Linked DNA regions of Homo sapiens: regions 2 and 3 are each linked to region 1. The links are chromatin loops, found by intact Hi-C in ENCODE. Cell type or tissue: PC-9. All regions are shown on one strand.

Region 1 (8,000 bases):
CCCTTTCTTCTGGATTGGGTGAAACACAATCAACTCCCTTCATCACGTAAGCAAATTAAATAGCTTCATTTCTGAATGTGGAAAAGTTGTGGTTTGGACTTCCTCAAAACAAAATGTCTAACCACTTTAAAATTTGTCATGGTGGGGCTGGGAAATGTTTGCAGGCAAGCTGTACACTGGATTATTACTAAGGCTGTTTCAAGCAAGAGTTCGAGATCATTAAAACATCATTTAGGTAACTTGCTTTTCAAATGAGCCCTGAGCAATTTGTAAAGGCCAAAAATGACAGCAGACACCATGGAAGCAGCACAAAGATGACTAGGGTTGCTTTGCAAAGCAAGAAAGACAGAAGTTCAGCTTGTGAAAAATCAGATCGCCTATTGCTTTCCAAAAAGCCAACAAGAAAAATTATGATCAACAAGTTTTTATTACATAATACTCTTGATATTCCAAACAATTCAGCACTTTGTAAAAAAAAAAAGAAAAAAGAGAAAACCGGATCATGGTAAGTTTGCTATATTAACATATCACGAAGAAAACTGGAAACCTATTGATCTATGGAATTGACATCTTCGCATGGATGCTCCACGCAGCACGCTTGCTTCCGTCTGGTGAGTGATCATCTTTCGGCCAGGGCTGGAATATTTGGCCTTTCTCTCCTTTGGCTTTGTCACCCAAAAAACACGACCTCAGTGGTGTCAGCTTTGAACATGCTAATCTGCCTGGCACCACCCCATTTTAGAGACTGTCACTTGGAGGCCCTGAATGCTCCTTCCATTCCTCACATGCAGGCTGCTCCATGGTGCTGGATGGATTAGAGTTAAGGGGTCAGCAGGGAATCGTGTTACTCTTTGGCATCTGGCATTTTAAACACCATTCACCACGTCCATTCTGCGCAGGGTCCTTCCCTTCTGGTGCGCCTTCATCTTCCATGGACATTCTATAAGCTGGGTGTGGTGTGAGTTCAGCTGTCTACTCTTTGACAGAGATTGTAAAATCTGACCAAATTCCCCACCAGTGCCAAGGTTTAAGTCCACAAGCAACTGTTTGCACCAGAAGATCATTACTTTTTCAGTAGCAAACCCATTCAATGTTAGGAGTTACTTTCAATTTTTATTTAGAAAGCACCAATCTGTGAAAAATACACCAATAGTAGTTGCTCCTCTTCATTAATTAGCATCTTTTCCAAGCAACTGTTAAATGTGAAAGATCAGATACAAATCATGCTACTTTGTCAACTTTATGTATATTAAAAACTTTACCCAACTTTGAAATATAATCAATACATCTTTGCTAAATAAACAAATTCCATATACTTTATATTAATCATGCCAAACTGCTGTGAAAGTGTGACTTACTGCCTCTTCCACAAAAAGACCACTCATTCTGTTTCTCTGAAGAGCAAGCCATTACAGAATGATAGAATGCTTTTATATCACAAAGGCTGGCAGGGTATAGCTCATATCTGCAATTCCCTTTCCAGGGAAAGAACAGCTGCAAAGCAGCTGACAAAGCAGCCCTGAACATTTCTACATTCCAGGATACAGACAGGCATGAAGTGCCTGTTGAAACTATTCATTAGAGAACCCAGGGCCTAGAGTGAAATGGTCAAGGTTCAAGGACTGAGGTGTGTAACTGACACAGGTCCCTCAATGGGGCACTGGTGCATGTGATCACGTGTTTGTCTGTATAAAAAGCCTCTGTGGCAGTTATTTAGTTAAGGCCTTGAAATCTGAAACTTTATCCTAACACTTTTCATGCCTGGATTTTGTCTGAATGTGTTCTCATGAGCACAAGTTCTTGGTTTCAATTTTTAAAAATGTTAGTACTCTGTATTTAGAGAGATGTCTTCACATAAATTTTAATGACGTTTATCTTAATAAGAACCAGGCTACACTTTTTTATTTGGAAGGAGTATAAGGGAAAATAAAAAGTTATAGACAATTCAATAGTTTCAGAAATCAAAAGCACTTCTAAGAATTGATGAGATAATCAATAAGCAAAAGCAAATAATTTCACTTTGCATTTCTCAAAGAAGCTCAAGACATTTGCTTTCAGAGATAATGAGGCTCTCTCTGGTGATTTCCAAAAATACTAAAAGAAGCATTGTTAGATTTTAAAAGGTGATGTGCAGCAGATTGATTTACAGTGGCAAAATCAGCATGTTTCAGAAATAGTCACCTGGTCAAAATTATTAGTCCAATTAATGGAACAAACTATAATCCACTAAATAAAATATATTCCAAAGAAGGCAAAGAAAATACAGGTCCTGTATGTTATGACAAAGGGGCTCTCGGTCTGTCTCGTTTACAGCTGCACGGCAGCCCTAGACAGGGCTGGGAGACACAGAACAAGTGTCTGTTCGTTTAAGGCTAGCTGATCTTAAGCATTCTTCATTCCCTGCTACTATAGGCATTAGAGCCATTTATTTCAAAAAGTCTCAAAAATGCTCTAGAAGTCAACATCAAAAGAATCCTAGACCAAACCCCAGGCAAAAGTGCACAGCAATTTCCTTCCCTAGTAAACAGAGGGGCATGGGCCCCTTTTTAGTTCTTCCACCTTCCTTTAGGAAGCAGCACTGAAAAGAGTCCAGGCACACATGGAGTGTGCCACGTCCTCAGGTCTTGAAAATGATTTGAAAACCTTACTTCTCAAATGACAGCCTAAAGACATAGATTATATATTTCATTTTGTTTCTGGTTAAGTAAAGTGTCCAAATCTCATTTTAGAGCTGAATGATGAGTGATACCCACAAAGTCATGGGCAAAATTTGCAATTTTTCGAATTCCCTTATTTAGCCATCTCATAAGGAGTTGCATACACAATCCCCCTCCTACTAAGGGTATTCCTTGCTACCATCAACCACACTCCTTTTAGGGATTAATATATTCACACGGTTCTGATTCTCTCAAAAGGTAATGAATGAGAAAATGCTGAGCAAATGAGATTGTTTTTTACCAGTGTGCAGCTCTTCCTAGTACAAATGAAATGTTTTTTCTTATTTTTTGAGCACCTACTCTGTGGCAGGCCCTCCTGTAGGCTCTGGGGATAATACAAGTTAGTAGTAAAAACTGGTGAGCAATAAGGTGGGGATGTGGGATAGGGCTGCCAGGGTGGGAGCAGGGTTTGAATGCTGATAAACATGCCCCTGCCCAGGGCTCTCATTGGCTCTGTCTCCATGGTGTGATCATCCTTCCCTAGCAATGGGAAGAATCACATCCATGGAGCCCCATCCAGGTTTCCAGGAAGCACAGAATAGTCCAAGGGTTATTCTAATGGGCACAAATGCTTAAATAGATGTTAGGTTTCTCCTACCTGGGGAACTTACTCTGGATATATTTCATTTTAAATATCCAAATACATCCTGCTTCAAAAAGACAACTTGGCCCAAAGATTTCTAAGGCTGTTACAATAACTGTTTTTCTTTCCTCGGACCACATCACAGTGCCTGAGATTCTTCCTTGTACTATGGGATTAAAGCGTCAACCGTCCTGGCATTTATTAACATGTTACCTTTTTCTGCATAATTCTCAGCTCGTCACTCAAGTTGTTATTCACCTTCATTAGCTGCTGTATCTTGGCCTCAGAAGCCACTAGAGCGTTTTTGACCTCCATAAATTCCTGTACAGTGACTGGTCCATCTGATAAATCTGAATCTAGGCTCTAAAAATAAATTGGGAAAACGTTCACAATCTGAGATGACGAGAACATTAAAGACTAACAGCTCAAGAATTTCAAATTCTGACCAAGCCAGCTGAATTGCAAAGTTAGTCAAACCAAATCAAGGCCTCTGAGAGTAATGCAAAACTAAAACATAAAAGTAGGGTCACTATACTATTTAAAAAATTTGAAAGTCAGTATTTTCTAATAGAACAGGCAGTGAGGCTACACATCTATGCTGACAATGACTGTCTAAGGAGGTCTGTCCTGTCTTGTAAGCCTTTCTCTCGTTCACTCTTGTTTTGTTTTTATTCATTCTTTCATTAATTCATTCATTCCAACATTTTCATTGAACATTAGGCAGTGTTCTAGGTGCTTGGGATATATTAGAAAAGAGACAAAGATTCCTGCTTCCATGGTGTTTATATTCCAACAGCATGAGAGAGTATATATATTGCATGATTGAGGGTGATGAGTGCTGTGGGAAAAGATAAGACAGAGCAGGGTAGGGGGCTGCATGTTAAGCGGGGAGCTGGGGTAAGCCTGTGAGTGGGTGAGAGGTGAGCAGAGCCCCAGGAGGTGAGGGGATGAGTCACATGAATCTGGAGGAAGAACATTCCAGCCTGCAGTGGAGCTCAGCTAGAGGGAGCAGGTGTGTGGGATGGACTGGGCAGGAGGCCAGGCGGTTGACAGAGGGCCTGGTCACAGAGGGTCTTGGAATGACCTCGGCTCTCACTGAGTGAACCAGGTGGCTTCCGGGAAGTCTGCGCAGGGGTGTCCCCTGCATCTGCTAATGACGCCATCTTTCTCACAGTCATGTGGGCCGAAGAACTCCAAACAAATCTTCTATAAATCTGTCTCCCCACTTCAACCTTCCGACTTATTGCCAAGACTTTTCTATTCTACCTTCCTATTCATCCATTCTCAAATGATTGCCAAGCCCCTCTGTGGGTGTGTCCTGGGGGTCAGCAGAGGGTGCACAGCCTGGGGTCCTGCTGCCCTCTCCCCCAGCTCACACTCTGGTGCCGAGGTCTCTCCCACCCGCACCATCCTAGCATGGGTCCTTAGGTGGCCTGCATCAGCTCCAGTATGGATCTCTCCCTCCACTCTCTAACCCACCAGAAGAGTCCTCCCCAGACATGGCATCCTGGGCTCTGCACTGCCTGTGAGGCCCACTCTCTTCCGTCGGGTGTCATACCCCTCCTGCTGCAGCTTCGAGTCCCAACCTTTTTAGGCTGTCCCTATGCATGACCAGCTTCCCCTTAGATGCCCTGGTTTCACTTTCTTTCTGACTCCTCCACATGCCCCAATCCCAAGCGTCCCTTGAGGCGCATCTTAAGAGCTGTCCTATGACACAGCCCCACCTGATGCTCCCAGCCATAGATTCTCTCTCTGCTCACTCCCTCAGCCTGTGTGTGCTTCGTATGACACACATCACTTTGTGCCTTCTCCGCAGTTCTCTCTCTCCTAGGCAATGAGAGCCTCACAGGAAAGGGACGAGGCCTCATTCAGGAGAGTAATATCCAGAGAAGTCACTCAGTAAACACTTGTTGAATGAATAAAACACACCAATCACTCCTCACAAGTTTTATAAAGTCTCAACTGCAGCAGGGCTGTGATGCAGGGACAAGGATCCCTATTTTAAAACCATTTAACCTTGTTTCACCTTTGCTTGGCCTGAGCTAGTAACAAACCCAACCTCACTGCACAGCAGCTTTGGCAGGGCTAGCCCTCAGCTGATGCGTGCTTGCCCTTCCATGGGACGCATGGCCTCTCACCTTCTGCCGGTTTGTTTTGCTTGCAGTGGTTTCCAAATCTGTGTCTTCGTCTGATGCCACGCTGTCATAGTCGGGCTGATCGTTGTCTTGACTCTCAACGCTGTGCTGGTTATTGATGGTTTTCAGTATGAGCTCCACATTGTCTATCAATAAAAGCAAACAACTTTACTTCAGGCTTAAAACATTGCTTTTCTTCCAAAAAACTACGGAGAGGATTTTTTGGTTTAGCCATTTAAAGGACTTAAAGGGCTGAATGCTGTGCTCTTGCCTGTAATCCCAGCATTCTAGGAGGCCAAGGAGGAGAACTGCTTGAGGCCAGGAGTTTGAGACCTACCTAGGCAACACAATGAGACTCCATCCCTACACAATAATTTAAAAATTATCCAGGCCTGGTGTCACAGGCCTGTAGTCCCAGCTACTAGCTACTCAGGAGGCTAAGACAGGAGGATTGCTTGAGCCCAGGAGATTGAGGCTGCAGTGAACCATGACTGCACCACTGTACTCCAGCCTGGGCATCAGAGTGAGGCCCTGTCTCTAAGAGCAAAAACAAAGACAAAAACAAAATGAACAAGGACTGAAAAAAAATGACAGAAATGGCAACGTTATATTCACACCAATACAGAGATAACAGAAAAAGTTTTCAACCAGGTGGACAGCTACATAAGAGACTCCAGCATTCCTCTCATCTACCTGCCAAATATGGGCAAATTAAACAGATGGCTTAGGAAGGAACTGCTCAGATAAAGAAGGCAGGTTCCCAAGTTTCTAGAGATAGAGCCTAGCTCCAGGTCATGAAGATAAGGCTGTAGGTAATGGAAGATAAACTGTAATTCTATGAATACCTATAACATATTTACAAGGTAATGTCACTCAAAACAGAAAGCAAATTGTTAAACTGGAGCCAGAACCTAGGCACTCAAACAATAGAAGCACTGGGCCGGGCGCGGTGGCTCACGCCTGTAATCCCAGCACTTTGGGAGGCCGAGGCGGGCGGATCACGAGGTCAGGAGATCGAAACCATCCTGGTTAACATGGTGAAACCCCGCCTCTACTAAAAATACAAAAAGTTAGCCGGGTGTGGTGGCGGGCGCCTATAGCCCCAGCTACTCGGGAGGCTGAGGCAGGAGAATGGCATGAACCCGCTTGCAGTGAGCCAAGATCATGCCACTGCACTCCAACCTGGGCGACAGAGCAAGACTCCGTCTCAAAAAAAAAAAAAAGAATAGAAACATTGGCATTTAGTCAATTACCTGCATCTCAGCGAGAGAAAGAGATAAAGGAGAATGAATCAAACAAATACACATGTGCATGTTACAGGGAGTGTCTATCCCATAGGGAGCAGGGATTATTCTAGAGGATCTAATACACTTTGAACAAAAGATTTCACAAACTACCCAAGTCTCTCTGATTTCTTTCAGGCAACTCAAACTCTGACTTCTAATATTGTTTCCCAGAGATGTTGAGGAAACAATGGATGGATGATATCTGGGTGATGAATGGTGGTTATTTAAAAAGACTAGGTCCTAGCTGGGCGCAGGGGCTCACATCCGTAATCCCAGCACTTTGGGAGGCTGAGGCAGATGGATCACTTGAGGTCACGAGTTCGAGACCAGCCTGGCCAACATGGCAAAACCCCATCCCTACTAAAAATACAAAAATTAGCTGGGCGTGGTGGTGCACATCTGTAATCCCAGCTACTTGGGAGGCTGAGGCAGGAGAATCGCTTGAACCTAGAAGGTGGAGGTTGCAGTGAGCCAAGACTATGCCACTGCACTCCAGCATGGATGACAGCGAGACTCTGTCTCAAAAAAAAAAAAAATAATAATAATAATAAAGGATAGATCCTATTTTAACTGTTTAAATATTTTAAAACACATAAATATAATTACAGAATAGTCAATATATTCAATTTAGAAACTAATGAACAAGTAAGATAATCACTTATAGCCATTGTTATTTGTTGATCTATTTCTAGGTTTTTCTCCGAGCACTTATAGCCACACACAGTCAATTCTTGTTATGCTTGGTAGTTATGTTCTTTTCTTTTTTTGAGACAGAGTCTCACTCTGTTGCCCAGGCTGGAGTGCAGTGGCGCGATCTTGGCTCACTGCAAACTCCGCCTCCCGGTTTCACGCCATTCTCCTGCCTCAGCCTCCTGAGTAGCTAAGACTACAAGCGCCCGCCACCACACCCAGCTAATTTTTTTGTATTTTTTTAGTAGAGACGGGGTTTCACCGTGTTAGCCAGGAAGGTCTCGATCTTCTGACCTCGTGATCTGCCCACCTCGGCCTCCCAAAGTGCTGGGATTACAGGTGTGAGCCACCGCACCCAGCCTCTTGGTAGTTATGTTCTAAAAAGTTGCTGTGACTTGGCCAATATTAGATCAGTGCTTCTGGGGTTATCAACCAATCAATATATAACCTTGTTCTACGTGTGTTTCTGTTTAAAGATACCTTATTTAATACATAGTATTGATTCATTAACATTGAACTCATGGCCAACGGCACTATAAATCATGCCTGAATGATGCTTATTTAACACACATTTCTCCGTAGGGCACAT
Region 2 (8,000 bases), 88 kb after region 1:
GTGCACCTGTATTCCCAACTAGTCAGGAGGCTTAGGTGGGAGGATTTCTTGTGCCCTGGGGTCAAGGCTGCAGTGAGCTACGATCACATCACTACCCTTGAGCCTGGACAACAGAGTGCGACCCTGTCTCTAAAAAAACAAAAACCTGCTTTGGTCACTTGAACTTTGCCCAAGGTCAGCTGTGTTTTTGCTTTTCGTTGTGTATATCTTCCACGTGGGTTAGCTGTATTTAAGAGACTGATTTTGTACAAAGGATGAGAAGGTTGTGGCTGTGAGTTAGGCTGTGGCATGTTACTACCTCCCACTTAGGTGTTGTTTTTGAGGTAACCCAAGTCCCTGTTAGCTTTTCACACAGCACTATTGATAATGGTCATGGAAAGACTTTTAATTTGGTTCTTGCTGCCATCGTTTCCTTACCAGAATGGCACCAATTTCTCCTAAGACGTATTCATGTCTATCACATTTGTCTTTGCCAGGAACTTTCAGGACCAGCTTCGAATGGAGGGATCAGCCAGACAAACACCTATGACGCCCAGTATGAGAGGTGATTGACTGACGTGACTCTGGAATAAACCAGGGTGAACACAGGCCTGGACACAGGCGAGCAGACGCGTGGCACTGTGCATTTGGTCCTCAGGCAGATGTACGGTGCCACAAACTGGCAGGAAAGACTAGAAAAAGTAGGCCAGGAGCGGTGGCTCACGCCTATAATCCCAGCATTTTGGGAGGCCGAGGCAGGCGGATCACGAGGTCAGAAGATTGAGACCATCCTGGCTAACACGGTGAAACCCTGTCTCTCCTAAAAAAAATACAAAAAATTAGCCGGGCATGGTGCCAGGCACCTGTAGTCTCAGCTACTCGGGAGGCTGAGGCAGGAGAATGGCAAACCCAGGAGGCGGAGCTTGCAGTGAGCCGAGATCGCGCCACTGCACTCCAGCCTGGGCGATAGAGCGAGACTCCGTCTCAAAAAAAAAAAAGACTAAAGTGTTGGCTCTCTTGCTTCCTCTTGTGGCAGTTACTTATAATAACTCTAGACTCTTGATAGCAAGTTTCCAGGAATGGGTGATAGAATTGCTGACTGGTTCACAGGTCAGTGCCATTGGGGGAAACGTACTGAGTCAGTTTTTTCTGATTGGTTTGATCTTCTATGAATGATGTATGATCACAGGGCCTAGATGTCCTCAGTGGGAAGTTTATATAATTGTAAAGATAAGGAAGTTTGGAGGAACAGCTCCAGAGATTACGGGAAAAACCGCGAGGATTCATTTTACGAAGACTTATACTTAAGGTGTCTATGAGAGCCTGTTGATGAAGAACCTGAGTTTTGCTTTAAAACAGATCCAAGTTCAATTCCCAGCCCTATCACTTACTGGTTGGGTGGTCTTGGGCAAGATTGTGGGGTTTCTCACCCGTATACAACACCTACACCGCCAGTTATGTGGGATTAATTGGCATCATGCATATTAAATGCCTGGCACAGTGTGCCCTTGGTAAGCGGTTAAGAAATGTAGTTACTGCTGCCACCATGATGATGATAGTAGTGACTCTCCCTTTTTATCTGTTTTCCAACCCAGGGCCATCCAGGAGAGCCTCCTCACCAGCACAGAAGGCCTGTGCCCCAGCGCCCTGAGCGAGACAAGCCGTTTTGATAATGACTTGCAGCTAGCCATGGAGCTCTCTGCCAAAGAGCTGGAGGAATGGGAGCTCCGGCTCCAGGAGGAAGAGGCTGAGCTCCAGCAAGTCTTACAGCTGTCACTCACTGACAAATAGACCTTTCAGCCTGTGAGCCTCTGCACAAAGCAGAGGCTGTGGGCTGTCACAGATGCTGTGTCAACCAGGGCCCTAGGGCTAAGGGCCTGCACCTTGCGTGCATGCAGCAGGCAACAACTGCCCCTTCTTTATGCAGAGGTGCAGAACCAGGGACTCCTGGGCCCATCCAGGCTGCTCCCTGGGGTGGAGAAGGGACCAGGGATTGCAGGCCCCATCTCCAGGCTAAGGGGAGGAGAGCATCATCACTTTCCATTAGCTGTATTGGCTTGCAGGTCACATTTTTACTACCAGCTTTAGACAAAACCCCAATCCCCGCAGGTTTGTAGATAAATTTTTATCAAGGAGTGATAACAAGACAAGTTATTGCAGAGTCAGGGTGCTTTTATATATAAGAGCAGCAGCCGCCTTTGTAAAGTGTGATCTATGAGAATTGGAGACACTTCTTTACTGTTCACCAAAGAAATGGGTAATCTGTGCTGATCTCCTTATTTTTACCTTTTTACAGGGTTTCTAGGACATTGTCATTATTCTTCCTCCATCTATCTGATTCCATTCCTTCCACACCCAGCTAAAGTTAGAGGAGATACATATAGAATCTATTTTAGATTATTGTTAACTATTTGCATCAAATTAAGATACACAAATGGCCATGGATGTTGCCTTAGCCTTAAACATTACTAATAGTTTCACATCACCTCACTGCACGCATCGAAGGATCTGATTTGAATTTGTAAAGGCAATTCTTTTGAGAGCAGGATTCTCCAGGCTAAATCAAAGGCAGCTAATCCTGTCCCTGAAGGAGCAGCTAGGGGAACCTGAGGCTTGTTCTTGAAGTGGGCAAGCTGGCCAAAATATTGGAACACACAGAACCAAACCAGGTGTGTTCTACACCTGCATGAGTGAAGGATTTCCACGTAGACACCTAGGAAGAGCCCGCATGCCCTAGACTCACTCCAGAGGAAGGATTGATTTGCAACCAGAAAGGGAGCTGAAAACCACGGAGCTCCATGGCTCTTCATTCAAAAGGGAAAATAATGATTCCACGTTGCTTTTTAGAGTTCAAATCAACATCTTTCTGGATAAATCTATTTTTTAACAATCTTTTTATTATTTGTAAAAGATATAAAAACAACTCCCATCAGTAGCAATACAAGGTTATACATTTTAACCAGATTTTCTCAGGCCTTTTTTGGATACCTTTAGTAGTTAACTCTCTTTTGTCAAACCCTCTTGTATATAACCATCGCACAACATACAGAACCCTGGGGAATACAGCCAAGGGCACTGCTCACTGTGGCCCGTGTATTCATTCCCACAGGCTGCACTGAAATAACCTGGTAAACAACACCCTCCTCCATTTTGCGTCTATTTCTTCTATTGTGCTTCTTTGGGGATAGGAAGAGAAACATAACTACTGTTCCAGGTAACGTCTGTATCATACAGTTAGTGTTGCCAGTGAAACGTTCCCAGATACAAAGAATTGTGCTTTTAATTCCATTTCACAATCTGTTTTGTTTTTTTTTTTTGTCATTGTCTGACCAAAATTCCTTCTGCACATGAGGCCAGTATAGGCAACGTCACATTTGTTTGTTTCAAATATGCAGTGTGGTATTTTGTTTACTTTGCATTTACCGTGAGCAAAGATACTTCTTGGAATGGCTGCAGTGAGGCCGTGTCATTGGCTCACAAAAGTGACTCATAGGTAATTTCTGTGTTTGCATTCCACTGCTCTGCTCCCTAAGGTCCTTGACTTTCTCCCCAGGAATTCACTTAAAAAGGGACTGAGCATTGTGTCAACCTGTTGCAGTGTTTTTCATATATGTGTTCACTCTAAAAATGCAAATAAAGACTGCTTCCTTAGAGGGTGCTCATACAAAATTCCAGTCTTTGAGTCTTTTTCCTTTTCAGTTTTTTCTAGTCACTGGATGTACCCACACTTCCTGTTACGTATGTCAGTAGAACATTAGAATGCCTCACTTCGCTCAGTTCATCACTGCAAAGGTGGCATGCTCCTCCCAGCCTTCCTGCCCAGGTTAACAAGCCCCATGCTGCTTGTTTCAAATGGCAACTAAAAGCAAGCCAGTGTTGGGCTGTTCTGACACCTCTGTGGTCCTCCTGGAGGGGAACTGGCTCTTGTGGGGTAAGGGAAGCCCAGCCAACATCAAAGCTCTGCATCAATGCTATCCCTTGAAGCCAACTGCTTTGTGAGGCTGTTCCTAGAAGTCCAGATGATAAGGCTTCCAAACTCTTCCTATATCTAAATAAGCGGGTATTAAAAACAACAAAGGCAGTGGCCAGTAGAAATGTATGGGTTCCAGAAATGAGGCTGTATTTCTGGGAAGATGTAAAGGAGCTGCTTTGCTTTTAGGGGAAAGTAGATATCAATACTTTGAAGCCACAAGGACACTATGAAGAAAACCATTACTCTTTCAGGTCAAGAGGTGCAATGACTATGGATTATTTAAAAACTGAAAAGCTAAGCTTGAGTGGCCCAATATCAGCAGGAAGTGGTTTTTTTTTTTTGTTTGTTTGTTTTCCTGAGACGGAGTTTTGCTCTTGTTGCCCAGGCTGGAGTGCAATGGCGCGATCTTGGCTCACTGCAACCTCTGCCTCCCGGGTTCAAACGATTCTCCTGCCTCAGCCTCCCGAGTAGCTGGGATTACAGGCGTGTGCCACCATGCCTGGCTTATTTTTGTATTTTTAGTAGAGACGGGGTTTCACCATGTTGGCCAGGCTGGTCTCGAACTCCTGACCTCAGGTGATCCACCCGCCTCGGCCTCCCAAAGTGCTGAGACTACAGGCATGAGCCACCGCACTCGGCCAGAAACTTTAATTGAGCAACTTCTGCACGTTAGACACTGCTAGGAACTAAGTTCCTAAGGCACTCTGCTCTATAAACAAGCTTGTCACACTACATAAACGTGGCATGTCAAGGGATTGAAAGTCTGCTCTAAATAATGACAGGAAAGGGAAACTGCCATAACTGCCAGCTTGGTCGCAGTCTCCTGCTGACCACAAATGACATCAAGGAAGATGAACTGGATGTGGAGATTTCAAGTGATTCAGTGGTACAGTGAGTGATGAAGTTCAAAGTACCACCTAGGCCTCTGTTTAGAAATATGTGTAGGTTTAAGCCTGAGGTCCAGGTGGAAAAAAATACAACATGCTGATATGACTCCACAGTCACTAAATCATAGGCAGCACTAGGAGACTTTTATCTCAACTTTAGGCCAGGCGCAGTGGCTCACGCCTGTAATCCCAGCACTTTGGGAGGCCAAGGCAGGTGGATCACCTGAGGTCAGGAGTTTGAGACCAGCCTGGCCAACATGGTGAAACCCCATCTCTACTAAAAATACAAAAAAATTAGCCAGGCATGGTGGCTCATGCCTGTAATCCTGGCTACTCTGGAGGCTGAGGCAGGAGAATCGCTTGAACCCGGGAGGTGGAGGTTGCAGTGAGCCAACAATGCACCATTGCACTCTAGCCTGGGCAACAGGAACCAAACTCCGTCTCAAAAAAAGAAATTTCACTTCACAGAGCTTCTTTAAGTGATTAGATCAAATTCAGACACACACCTGCATTTCAAACACTTGGGAAATAACTGGTGGAGTAAAACAATATATAGGATTTTACTTTAGTTTTAATTGACGTTTTGCTCAAAAGCAAAGAACTGAACATTTCAATGGTTCAATGTTACAAGATTACAAACAAAATCCTTACACAGTTACAGTATCCTACTTCGGTTACTTCACATTAAATGCAGGTTGTTAAAATCAGTGCTGTGCTTGAACACAAGATAAGCATTTCAATTTAATAACAAAATTAAATCTAGCACCTTGAAATAAATATTGACGACAGCTTTATAAGTATGAAAGTATCATTTCAATAGGAGGAAAAAATCCAGTTCACCAACAGTGGAAACTAATAGCAGCATTTTCAAAGCTGAGATGAAATTTGTGTAAACACACACTGGCCCGCACAGTGGACATGCACTTCTGTTGGCTGGGCCCTCCCCACCCAGGGATGAACAGAGTGCCCACTGAGCCTTTTACATTCCAAATCTGGAAAGCTGCCTCAAGTTTCAGACCGTGGGCTAGAAAGACTCAAATGCAGGGCAAGGGAGATCAATGTGTTTAAGCAGGATGGGGTCCTTTTTGTAACAGGCCAACCTAGTAACATTTCCAGTCCAACTTCAGAGCATTCCAGGCCAAAGGTGCATATAGTAACAGGTCTACCTGATGTGACCCTGACTTCAGGGGGAGCACCTGAGTGCAGGGCAGGATGCAGGTGAGGAACGAGGGCCCAAGATCCCCACAGCTGACACCACTTTGCAACCAGCGCATTCTAGGCTAACTCAGGTGAGATTAAAAAAAAAAATCTGTGATTCTTAACCCACTGTAACCAAATGGTTCTTAAATAGGGAATGTCTGCATGGTAAGTCTCCTTCTTAATAACATTTTCAAGCATTAATGATGAGTTCTTTACAGTGTGGTTCTTACAGGCACTCACAAGGTTACCATGTTTTCTTTCTCATGAACACTCCATCTTTACACTGACCTTTGGAGCTTTCAGGTCTTACTTTTAACAAGTACAGTCAGAAACACTGAGAAGCGGACTCAGGGGCCAATTATTTGCGCTACAGTGTTAGGAAAAAATAATGTCTAGTACATGTTTTCTTCTAATTCATTTAGCATTTACCAACTGTCCAGACCAAAGGTCATTTCCAAGTAGGAAAGTTTTGGTTCCAACTTCTCCACTGGCCTGTGTGCAACACAACTTATCCTATTCCCAAATACTCATTGAAGAACTTGTCTGGCTGTCACCGACGCCGAATGGGCTTGTAGACACAAAATGCCATAAGGATGACAGTCACCAGCAGGATGCTGAAAATGGTTCCCATCAACACTGCAAAGGGAAAACAGGTTACTTCCTAATGGCAGCTCCAGGTTAGGCAATTCATCCACTCACTGCCAATGATTTATCAAATGCCACTTGCTGCCAGGCACTATGTCAAGTGCTGTGCAAACAGCTGTAAACAGATCCTCTCTCCAGTTGTCTCTAAATATAGTTGGGGGAGAAACAAACAGATGAGAGCATTTCACATAGCTTGATATACCGTGAAAAAAAAAAACAGTAACATGCTAGGGATGGAGACAGGGTGGGCAGCAAGAAGGGGGGACAGTCAGGAAGCATCCGAGGAGGAGACTCACAAACTAAGACAGGCCGAGTGTGGTGGCTCGTGTCTGTAATCTCAGCACTTTGGGAGGCCTAGGTGGGTGGATCACTTGAGGTCAGGAGTTCGAGACTAGCCTGGCCAACATGGTGAAACCCCGTCTCTACTAAAAATACAAAAATTGGCCAGGTGTGGTGGCATCCGCCAGCTACTCAGGAGGCTACTCCTGAGCTACTCAGCTACTCAGGAGGCTGAGGCAGGAGAATCGCTTGAACCCGAGAGGCGGAGGTTACAGTGAGCCGAGATTGCGCCACTAAGCGACAGAATGAAACTCCACCTCAAAAAAAAAAACAACAACAAAAAACTGAGACCTTACGAGTGAGGCTCTGCAGGGAGCATGCTGCAGGCCCACAGATCAGCTAAGGAAGGGCCTTGAGGCCAGTATAAGCCCAATACACTCAGTGAACAGAAGGGAGGCAACCAGGCAAGGAGTGCAGGAAGAGAGGCAGGAAATCAGGCCAGAAAGGAAGGCTGGGGCTGGTCTGTGCAAGGCCTTGGAGACCATGAAGAAAACACGGATTTTAAGTTTAAAGAGAAGCCACTAGGGGGCTGTAGGCAAAGGAATGACATCATCTGATTTAGTCGGAAAAAAAAAAAAAGATTCCTCTGGCTTTTGTGTGGAGAATTGTTTGACTATAGGGGAGCAAGAGAGCAGGATGCCCAACTATGCCTTTAAAGCCATTAATAAAAACCTGGAGATTCAATAAAGTATTTCAGTCTCAAGATGAGTCTTGACAGGGCCTTTTGAGCAAAGAAGCAACTAACTCACAAATCTGCTATGTTTGGCTGGGTGCGGTGGCTCATGCCTGTAATCCCAGCACTTTGGGAGGCCGAGGCAGGCGGATCACGAGGTCAGGAGTTCGAGACCAGCCTGGCCAATATAGTGAAACCATGTCTCTACTAAAAATACAAAAAAAATTAGCCAGGTGTGGTGGTGTGTGCCTGTAGTCCCAACTACTCAGGAGGCTGAGGCAGGAGAATTGCTTGAACCCAGGAG
Region 3 (8,000 bases), 51 kb after region 1:
TGGTCCGGGGCTCAGTTGTCACCCCCTGACTTCAGAGCCAATGGAAGAGGCCCAGTTGTGGACCGAACCACATGGGGCTACTGGAGCAGGGGGAAAGAAGCTGGGGACAGGTAGACGGAACTTTCCGCGTGGAGATCTTTGGCCAAGAGAATGAGCCTCAGCTCTGTTCTGTGGGCTGCACTGAGTTTCTCGGTGTGAGCTGGAGGTGGGTGCAATGGCGCGGACCCCGGACCCGGTGCCCAAGGTCGCCTATCCCCGCCGCGGCATGCGGTGGTTCGCTCTCCGCACTTCCCTGTTTGGGGCAGTTAGGTCCGCAGAAGTCTGTCCGCGAGCTGTCAGCGCGGGCGGGAACGCCGCGGGGCGCGGGGTGGGCGCGGCCGACCTGGTCCCTGAGCCGGCCGGCGACCCCGGACCTCCCGCGCGCCCCGCACCCGACCGGCTCAGCCGGCCGGCAGCGTAACACGCCCTACGCTCGCTTGCTCGCCGGCCTCAGGGCAGGCAGGCGGGCGCGGGAGACCCCGCCGGGGCCGAGACTTGGGGCGGGCGACGAGGACCAGGTTACGGCCTCCTCGCCATGTCCTCGGCCTGCGACGCGGGCGACCACTACCCCCTGCACCTCCTAGTCTGGAAAAACGACTACCGGCAGCTCGAGAAGGAGCTGCAGGGCCAGGTGAGGGGCGGGGCGGGGGTCCGTCTCCCGGTGGGGACTTCGGGGAATCGGGGGTCGTTTCGCCTCCCTGAGCCCATTTCCAGCCCTCTGTCCCCGGGATCCCCAGACCCCTTCCACTTTGCAGGTGTGGGACAGTCCTAATAATAGGACACGTATCGAGTGCTTACCGTGCGACGGGCTTTTTAAATATCTTCTCTCTTCACCTTTCCAATAACGCTGGTGGGTAGGTACTGTTACTTTTCCACTGGACAGAGAAGGAAACAGGTCCTCAGACGCTACGTGCCTTGTGCGAGGCCGCCCCGCTGATAAATGCCAAGTCGGGATTTTAACTCGGGCCGGCTGGCTCCGGAATGCACCGTCTTAACCATTTTTAGGTTCTGCTGCCTCAAAGACGTAAGAATAGCACACTCTCCTTGTTGTAAGGAAGGGCTTGGTTGGTTTTGGAGTCCAGGTTCTAACTCGCCCTGTGACCTTGGGCAAGGCATTTTCCCTCTCTGGCCGACGTTAACTTAGCTGTAGAATGAGGATGTTGGTGCTGGGGCAGAACCCAACACTTGACTCTATTGATAGGTCTGGGGTGAGGTCCAGGTGCCGCATTTTTAACAAACTCCCCAGGGAGGCTGATACCTAGCAAAGTTTGAGAATCACGGGTTCTCAGGCTCCTTAAAATCCCTTCCTGTTCTAAAGTGCTTTGATGCTTTAATCTTTTCATTATTGCTATCTCTTTAAAGCAGTAGTGCTCTCAGTTGGAGGTGATTTTGCACCCACGACCCCCCGGGGACATTTGGCAATGTATGGGACATTTTTGGTTGTTGAAAGTGGGGAGTGGGTGCTTCTGGTAGTGGGTAGAGGCCGGTTATGCTGCTCAACATCCTACAATGGCCAAGACAGCCCCCCGCAACTAAGACTTCTCCGGCCCCCAAAGCCGACAGCGTCTTGGTTGAGAAACTCTGCTTTTCTTTCTTTCCTTCTTTTTTTTTTTTTTTTTTTGAGACTGAGTTTCGCTCTTGTTGCCCGGGCTGGAGTGCAATGGTGCGATCTCGGCTCACTGCAACCTCCGCCTCCTGGGTTCAAGCGATTCTTCTGCCTCAGCCCCCCAAGTAACTGAGATTACAGGGATGCACCACCACGCCCGGCTAATTTTGTATTTTTAGTAGAGATGGGGTTTCTCCATGTTGGTCAGGCTGGTCTCAAACTCCCGACCTCAGGTGATCCGCCCGCCTCAGCCTCCCAAAGTGCTGGGATTACAGGTGTGAGCCACCACGCCTGGCTGAGAAACTCTGCTTTTAAAGTCTCCCAACAATTCTGGGAGGTATTGGTGCCCTCAAGTTTCAAGCTAACAAACTTAGCAGTTAGGATGAGGATTTGTGATTACCCCTGAAATCTAGTATGGTTGTTCTTGTTGACTTCATACATTTTATCCAGTGTCTTACAGACCTGGTTTTTGAATGGCTCAAAATTGGTGCTATAATTGTCAAGAAATTGTAGAGGAAGAGGAGGATTGTTTGTCTTATGGTTGACAAAAATTGAGAAGGTTAGCATTACTCCATTTGGTGAATGGGTGCTGCAAGCTGTGTGCTTGCAACCTGCCATATTTAAGGTGGTTGAGCCCTCACCGAAGTCCAAAATTACCCTCTTTTCTTTTCTGTTTCTTTTTTTTTTTTTTTCTTTTTGAGATGGAGTCTCGCTCTGTCATTCAGACTTGAGTGCAGTGGCGCGATCTCAGGTCACTGCAACCTTCGCCTCCCGGGTTCCAGCGATTCTCCTGCCTCAGCCTCCTCAGTAGCTGGGATTACAGGCTAATTTTTGTATTTTTAGTGGAGGTGGTATTTTGTCATGTTGGCCATGCTGGTTTCAACCCCTGGCCTCAAGCAATCCGCCCACCTCTACCTCCCAAAGTGCTGGGATTACAGGCATGAGCCACTGTTGCCGGCCTTTTTTCATTTAAAAAGAATTCCAGATACGATAAACTTTTGTGAGAGTCATCGTTCTTAATTAGATGACAGACCAACTATTTAAGAGTTAAGGAGATATGACACATGCCCTCAGACTAAATGATTCACCATTAGGCATTTTAGTATACTGATCATTTAATTCCTTTTCTATTACTAGACATGGTACAGAGGTAAAAACTGTAAGACTCAGCTAGGACACTTTAAAAATGACCAGTTTTGGTTTTTAGGAATCTACTTCTTTTGGTGCCCAGGCTGGTCTTGAACTCTTGTACTCAAGTGATCTGCCCGCCTCAGCCTCCCAAAGTGCTGGGATTACAGGCATGAGCCACTGTGCCTTGCCCAAATCCTGTATTCTTAACCCCTACTATACTTCTTTCAGTAAAAATGACTTCATTTCAAGATTATGGAGAATAAATAAGGAAGATAATGGACCTGAAAGTGCAGGCATATGGTAATTGGAAACAATATTTACTAGTAGCTGCTGCTATTATAATCATCATTTGTAAACCTGGGGATTGAGCTTTTTTGCTCTATATTCCAGTTTTTCTGCAAGGAAGATGTATTGATTGCATAATTAAAAACAAAAAATTCTTAAGTCCGGGCACGGTGGCTCATGCCTGGAATCTCAGCACTTTGGGAGGCTGAGGCAGGCAGATCGCCTGAGGTCAGGAGTTGGAGACCAGCCTGACCAACACGGTGAAACCCCGTCTCTACTAAAAATACAAAAATAGCTGGATGTGGTGGCACGTGCTTGTAATCCCAGCTACTCAGGAGGTTGAGGCAGGAGAATCGCTTGAATCCAGGAGGCTGAGGTTGCAGTGAGCCAAGATCGTGCCACTGCACTCCAGGCTGGGAGACAGAGCGAGGCTCCGACTCAAAAAACAAAAAAAACCCAAAAAATTCTTATCACCCCAGCAATAAAGTGGCTGTTTCCCTTAATGTTTTGTTTGCTGGTGAGTTTCTGCTGTCAGTTTCCTCATTCCGTCTATCACCTGATTGAGACTTGGAGCATGTATACTGATAGCTGTAAGAATTTTTTTCCAGGTTTTTTGTTCCTGTTCCAGGAACAGCAACACAAGAAAGAATCAAGTTTATCCAGATGAAGAGGATAAGCACGTGTTTCTGTGTGTGTGAGCCAGCCCCAATCCCACTGTCTCACTAATAGCAGGCAGTTGTGTAACTATGCCAACTACCAGATTGTTTCAGGCCTTCATTTGATCAGCAGAGGCATTTAATAAAGTGCCTCTTAACCCATCAGCTCATTAATATTCAGTGGGGCCTTGAAGTTGGTTGCTGAAGTTGAAACTGTTTGTGTTCTGCTTATGTCGTTGGCCGCTTAGCTAAAGAAGTCTGTTAAACTTCTTTGGCCTTCTTACTGATGGTGAGACATGAACACTTAAGGGGACAGATGCAAAGGTGAGTCAGTGTACCTTAGACAGGGTTGGAAAACCTGGGTTGTGTGAGGTGGAGGGTGGCAAATGAGGCCTGACTCTAGAGCCAGGCTCCCTGTTTAGGAAGCCAGCAGGTGAAAAGTATAGCACCTAGGTAAGAGGAGGACATTCCTGGGGTTCTCACTCCAGCCTGGGGCAGGCCAGGTGAGGCCCCGGGCACAGATTCAAATCGCTGAGCCATGGGCTAGGCATCCAAGATGAAGAGCCTAGAGCCTGCTCTCCTCATGTGCCCCCTTGGTCATCGGGGGTTCAAGCTCACCTTAGGAAACTGGCCTCAAGATTCCTGTTTCCACTGACTCAGCGTGGGGGCCACACAGGACCAGGATGGTCTGAGAGTGAAGAGGAGTGAGGGTGGTTGTCTGTGTTGAGAGAGAGGAGGACTAGCCAGCAGCCTCTTGCTGGAGTCCCCCTAAAGGTGACAGTGAGTTTATGAAGCACTTCCTGCATGCCAGGTACCAAGGCACAGGGGAACTGATAATTCACCTGAGGCTAGTGGGCAAGCTGGAAGGGGTGTCCAGTTGTCTGGTTCTGCAGCCTGGCCTCAGAGCTCGGCAGGAGGATGGCAAGATAGTAAAGAGGGCTTTTGATTGAGGAGGCTGAGGTGGGGTCAGTGCTTGAGGACAGGAGTTCAAGACCAGCCTGGCCAATATAGTAAGACTCCGTCTCCTTAAAAAAAAATTTTTTTTGGCTGGGCACGGTGGCTCACGCCTGTACTCCCAGCTCTTTGGGAGGCCAAGGCAGGTGGATCATGAGGTCAGGAGTTCAAGACTAGCCTGGCCAACATAGTGAAACCCCATCTTTGCTAAAAATATGAAAAATTAGCTGGGCATGGTGGCGGGTGCTTGTAATCCCAGCTACTTGGGAGGCTGAGGTGGGAGAATCGCTTGAACCTGGGAGGCGGAGGTTGCAGTGAGCCAAAATCGCACCATTGCACTCTAGGCCCGGCAACAGTATGAGACTCCATCTCAAAAAAAAAATAAATTTTTTTTAAGGCTTTTGAGCAAGAAAAGTGGATGAGCTGAAATGAGCAAATAGGAAGGAAACTCCTAGTTAAAGGAGGATGGGTATTTTTATTTGGGTATAGCTCATGGCTAAAGAAACTTAAAAGGAAAACCTAAATGATCAGTTTCGAAAGTGAATTCCAGCCGGGCGTGGTGGCTCAGGCCTGTAATCCCAGCACTTTGGGAGGCCGAGGTGGGCGGATCACCTGAGGTCGGGAGTTCGAGACCAACCTGACCAACACAGAGAAACCCCGTCTCTACTAAAAATACAAAATTAGCCAGGCGTGGTGGTGCATGCCTGTAATCCCAGCTACCCGGGAGGCTGAGGCAGGAGAATTGCTTGAACCTGGGAGGCAGAGGTTGCAGTGAGCCAAGATCTCGGTGAGCTAAGATTGCACCATTGCACTCCAGCCTGGGCAACAAGAGGGAGACTCTGTCTCAAAAGAAAAAGTGAATTCCAGCTAAATTCTGAAACTCCTTGTTCTCTGAACTCATATTATTAGTTGAAGATTCTAAGCCCCACTAATAACTGTAATGCAATTTGAGCAAATCCCTTTTAGGGAGAAAGTGACAGCTATATGAAACTACATAGTGTGGGCGTATGATAATAACAGGTAACTCTTCTCAGCACTTACTGTGGTGTCAAGCACCGTGCTAAGTTAAGGACTTTCCCCTTGTAAGAACTGTAAGGTAGGTTTTTTTTATTGTTCAGTTTTACAAGCGAGCAAACTGAAGCTCAGGAGGAATTAAGCAACTTGTCAAACAGTACATGAGAGATTCGTTTTATGTATTATGTATAAACATATACAGATTGATTTTTTCAAAAGATTTTTATTGCGATATAGTTCACTTATATAATCTACATTTAAAGGTTATTCAATGGTTTTTAGTATATCTGCTGAGTTATGCAACTATCACTACTGTCAAATTTCAGAAATTTTTTTCTTTTTCTTTCTTTTTTGTTTTTTTGTTGTTTTTGAGACAGGGTCTCACTCTCTTGCCTAGGCTGGCACCATCACAGCTCACTGCACCCTTGACCTTCTCGGCTTAAGCAATCCTCCCACCTCAGCCTCCCAAATAGCTAGGACTGCAAGCAAGCACTACCACGCTTGGCTAATTTTTAAAGATTTTTTTGTAGAGAAAATGTGTCCCTATGTTGCCCAGACTGGGCTCAAGCAGTCCTCCTGCCTTGGCCTGCCAAAGTGCTAAGATTACAGGTGTTAGCCACTGCACCCACCCTGTAATATTTTCCTCACCCGAAAAAGAAACCCCATACCTGTAGTAGTCACTCCTCATTTCTCCCCAACCCCTCCAGCCCAGGCAACCTGCTAACCTACTTCCTGTCTCTAGATTTGCCTATTCTGGACATTTCATATAAATAGAATCATATGTGGCCTTTTGTTTCTTCTTTTACTTAGCATAATGTTTTGGAGGTTCATCTACGTTGTGGCATGTTTCAGGTGCTTAATTCCTTTTTATCACTGAATATATTCCATTGCATGGATGTACTATGTTTTGTTTGTTAGACGAAAATGTTTCTCCGTTTGTCAGTTGATGGACATTTGGGTTGTCGCCACTTTTTGGCTATTATGAGTAACGCTGCTGTGTGTATTTGTGTATATGTTTTTGTGGGTTTCCTTTTTTTTGAGACAGCTTGCTTTGTTGCCCAGGCTGGAGTGCAGTGGCATGATCTCAGCTCTCTGCAACCTCTGCCTCCTGGGTTTAAGCGATTCTCCTGTCTCAGCCTCCCTAGTAGCTGGGATTACAGGTGTGCACCACCACGCCTGGCTAATTTTTGTATTTTTAGTAGAGATGGGGTTTCACCATGTTGGCCAGGCTGGTCTTGAACTCCTGACCTCAAGTGATCAGCCCACCTTGGCCTCCCAAAGTTCTGGGATTACAGGCATGAGCCACTGCACCCAGCCCCATGTATAAGTTTTTGTATGGGTATATGTTTTCATTTATCTTGGGTATATACCTTGGAGAGGAATTGCTGGGTCATGTAGTTACTCTATGTTTTAACTTTTTGCGGAACTGCCAGCAATTTTTCGAAGTGGCTGCACTATTTTACATTTCCACCAGCAGTGTATGAGATTCCAGTTTCTTCACATCCTTGTCAACACTTGGTATTATCTGTTGTTTTGTTTGTACGCATCCTAGTGGGTGTGAAGTGGCATCTCATTGTGGTTTTGATTCGCATTTCTCTTATGATTAATGATGTTGAGCATCTTTTCATGTGCTTATTGGCAATTTGTGTATCTTCCTTGGAGAAATGTCATCTCAAATCCTTTGCCCATTTAAAAATTGAGTTATTTGACTTGTTGAGTTGTAAAGGTTCTTTGCATATTCTGGATAGTAGGCCCTTATCAGTATGTGATTTGCAAATATTTTCTCCCATTCCATGGGTTGTCTTTTTTTTTTTGAGATGGAGTTTCGCTCTTGTTGCCTAGGCTGGAGTGCAATGGTGTGATCTCGGCTTACCACAACCTCCGCCTCCCAGGTTCAAGCAATTTTCCTGCCTCAGCCTCCCGAGTAGCTGGGATTACAGGCATGCGCCACCATGCCTGGCTAATTTTGTATTTTTAGTAGAGATGGAGTTTCTCCATGTTGATCAGGCTGATCTCGAACTCCCTACCTCAGGTGATCCTCCCGCCTTGGCCTCCCAAAGTGCTGGGATTATAGGGATGAGCCAATGAGCTCAGCCAAAATTTTGTTCTTTTGCATGTAGATATGCAGTTGTTCAAGCGGCACTTGTTGAAAGGACAGTTCTTTCCCAATGAATTATTTTGGCACCCTTGTTGAAAATCAATTGACCATAAATGTGTGGGTTTATTTCTGGACTCTAAATTGTATTCCATTGACCTGTATGTCTGTCCTTATGCCAGTACCACGTTGTCTTGATTGCTGTAGCTTTGTGTAGTAC

The links. A loop is a pair of places that touch in the nucleus more often than their neighbours do. Peaks named below come from ENCODE experiments on the same cell type or tissue, not always from the same donor. Only the 100,000 strongest peaks of a DNase experiment are listed, where the experiment ranks them.
Region 2: it touches region 1 in a loop (4-fold over the local background); 2 of 110 quality-filtered maps call a loop at or near these places.
Region 3: a loop joins it to region 1, with 2.2 times the contacts of the local background. A loop is called at or near these places in 19 of 110 quality-filtered maps.

Annotation. Positions count from the first base shown.
Region 1 is chr12:109,947,654-109,955,653 of GRCh38, forward strand. It overlaps GIT2 (GIT ArfGAP 2), which reads right to left. Exons shown (of 20, transcript NM_057169.5): 13 at 5,439-5,581; 14 at 3,514-3,663. Among named protein-coding and RNA genes, the nearest start is that of GIT2, 45 kb to the right of the region's middle. RefSeq lists an enhancer at 1-418. In PC-9, no CTCF peak of the experiment used is centred here; DNase peaks (open chromatin) are centred at 3,628 and 4,278; H3K4me3 peaks cover 565 bases; H3K27ac peaks cover 2,201 bases.
Region 2 is chr12:110,035,785-110,043,784 of GRCh38, forward strand. It overlaps ANKRD13A (ankyrin repeat domain 13A), which reads left to right. Exons shown (of 15, transcript NM_033121.2): 14 at 477-544; 15 at 1,575-3,979. The coding sequence ends at 1,770. It overlaps C12orf76 (chromosome 12 open reading frame 76), which reads right to left. Exons shown (of 2, transcript NM_001389625.1): 2 at 5,393-6,675. The coding sequence ends at 6,590. Among named protein-coding and RNA genes, the nearest start is that of C12orf76, 8.7 kb to the right of the region's middle. RefSeq lists an enhancer at 6,715-7,228. In PC-9, CTCF peaks have their summits at 7,591 (motif pointing right) and 7,796; DNase peaks (open chromatin) are centred at 3,477 and 7,587; H3K4me3 peaks cover 1,330 bases; H3K27ac peaks cover 3,109 bases.
Region 3 is chr12:109,999,115-110,007,114 of GRCh38, forward strand. It overlaps ANKRD13A (ankyrin repeat domain 13A), which reads left to right and starts at 316. Exons shown (of 15, transcript NM_033121.2): 1 at 316-670. The coding sequence starts at 575. It also overlaps a transcript of GIT2 not described here. RefSeq lists enhancers at 40-229, 6,396-6,535 and silencers at 310-429, 440-529. In PC-9, no CTCF peak of the experiment used is centred here; DNase peaks (open chromatin) are centred at 27, 2,677, 3,687, 4,057 and 1 weaker place; H3K4me3 peaks cover 1,641 bases; H3K27ac peaks cover 3,092 bases.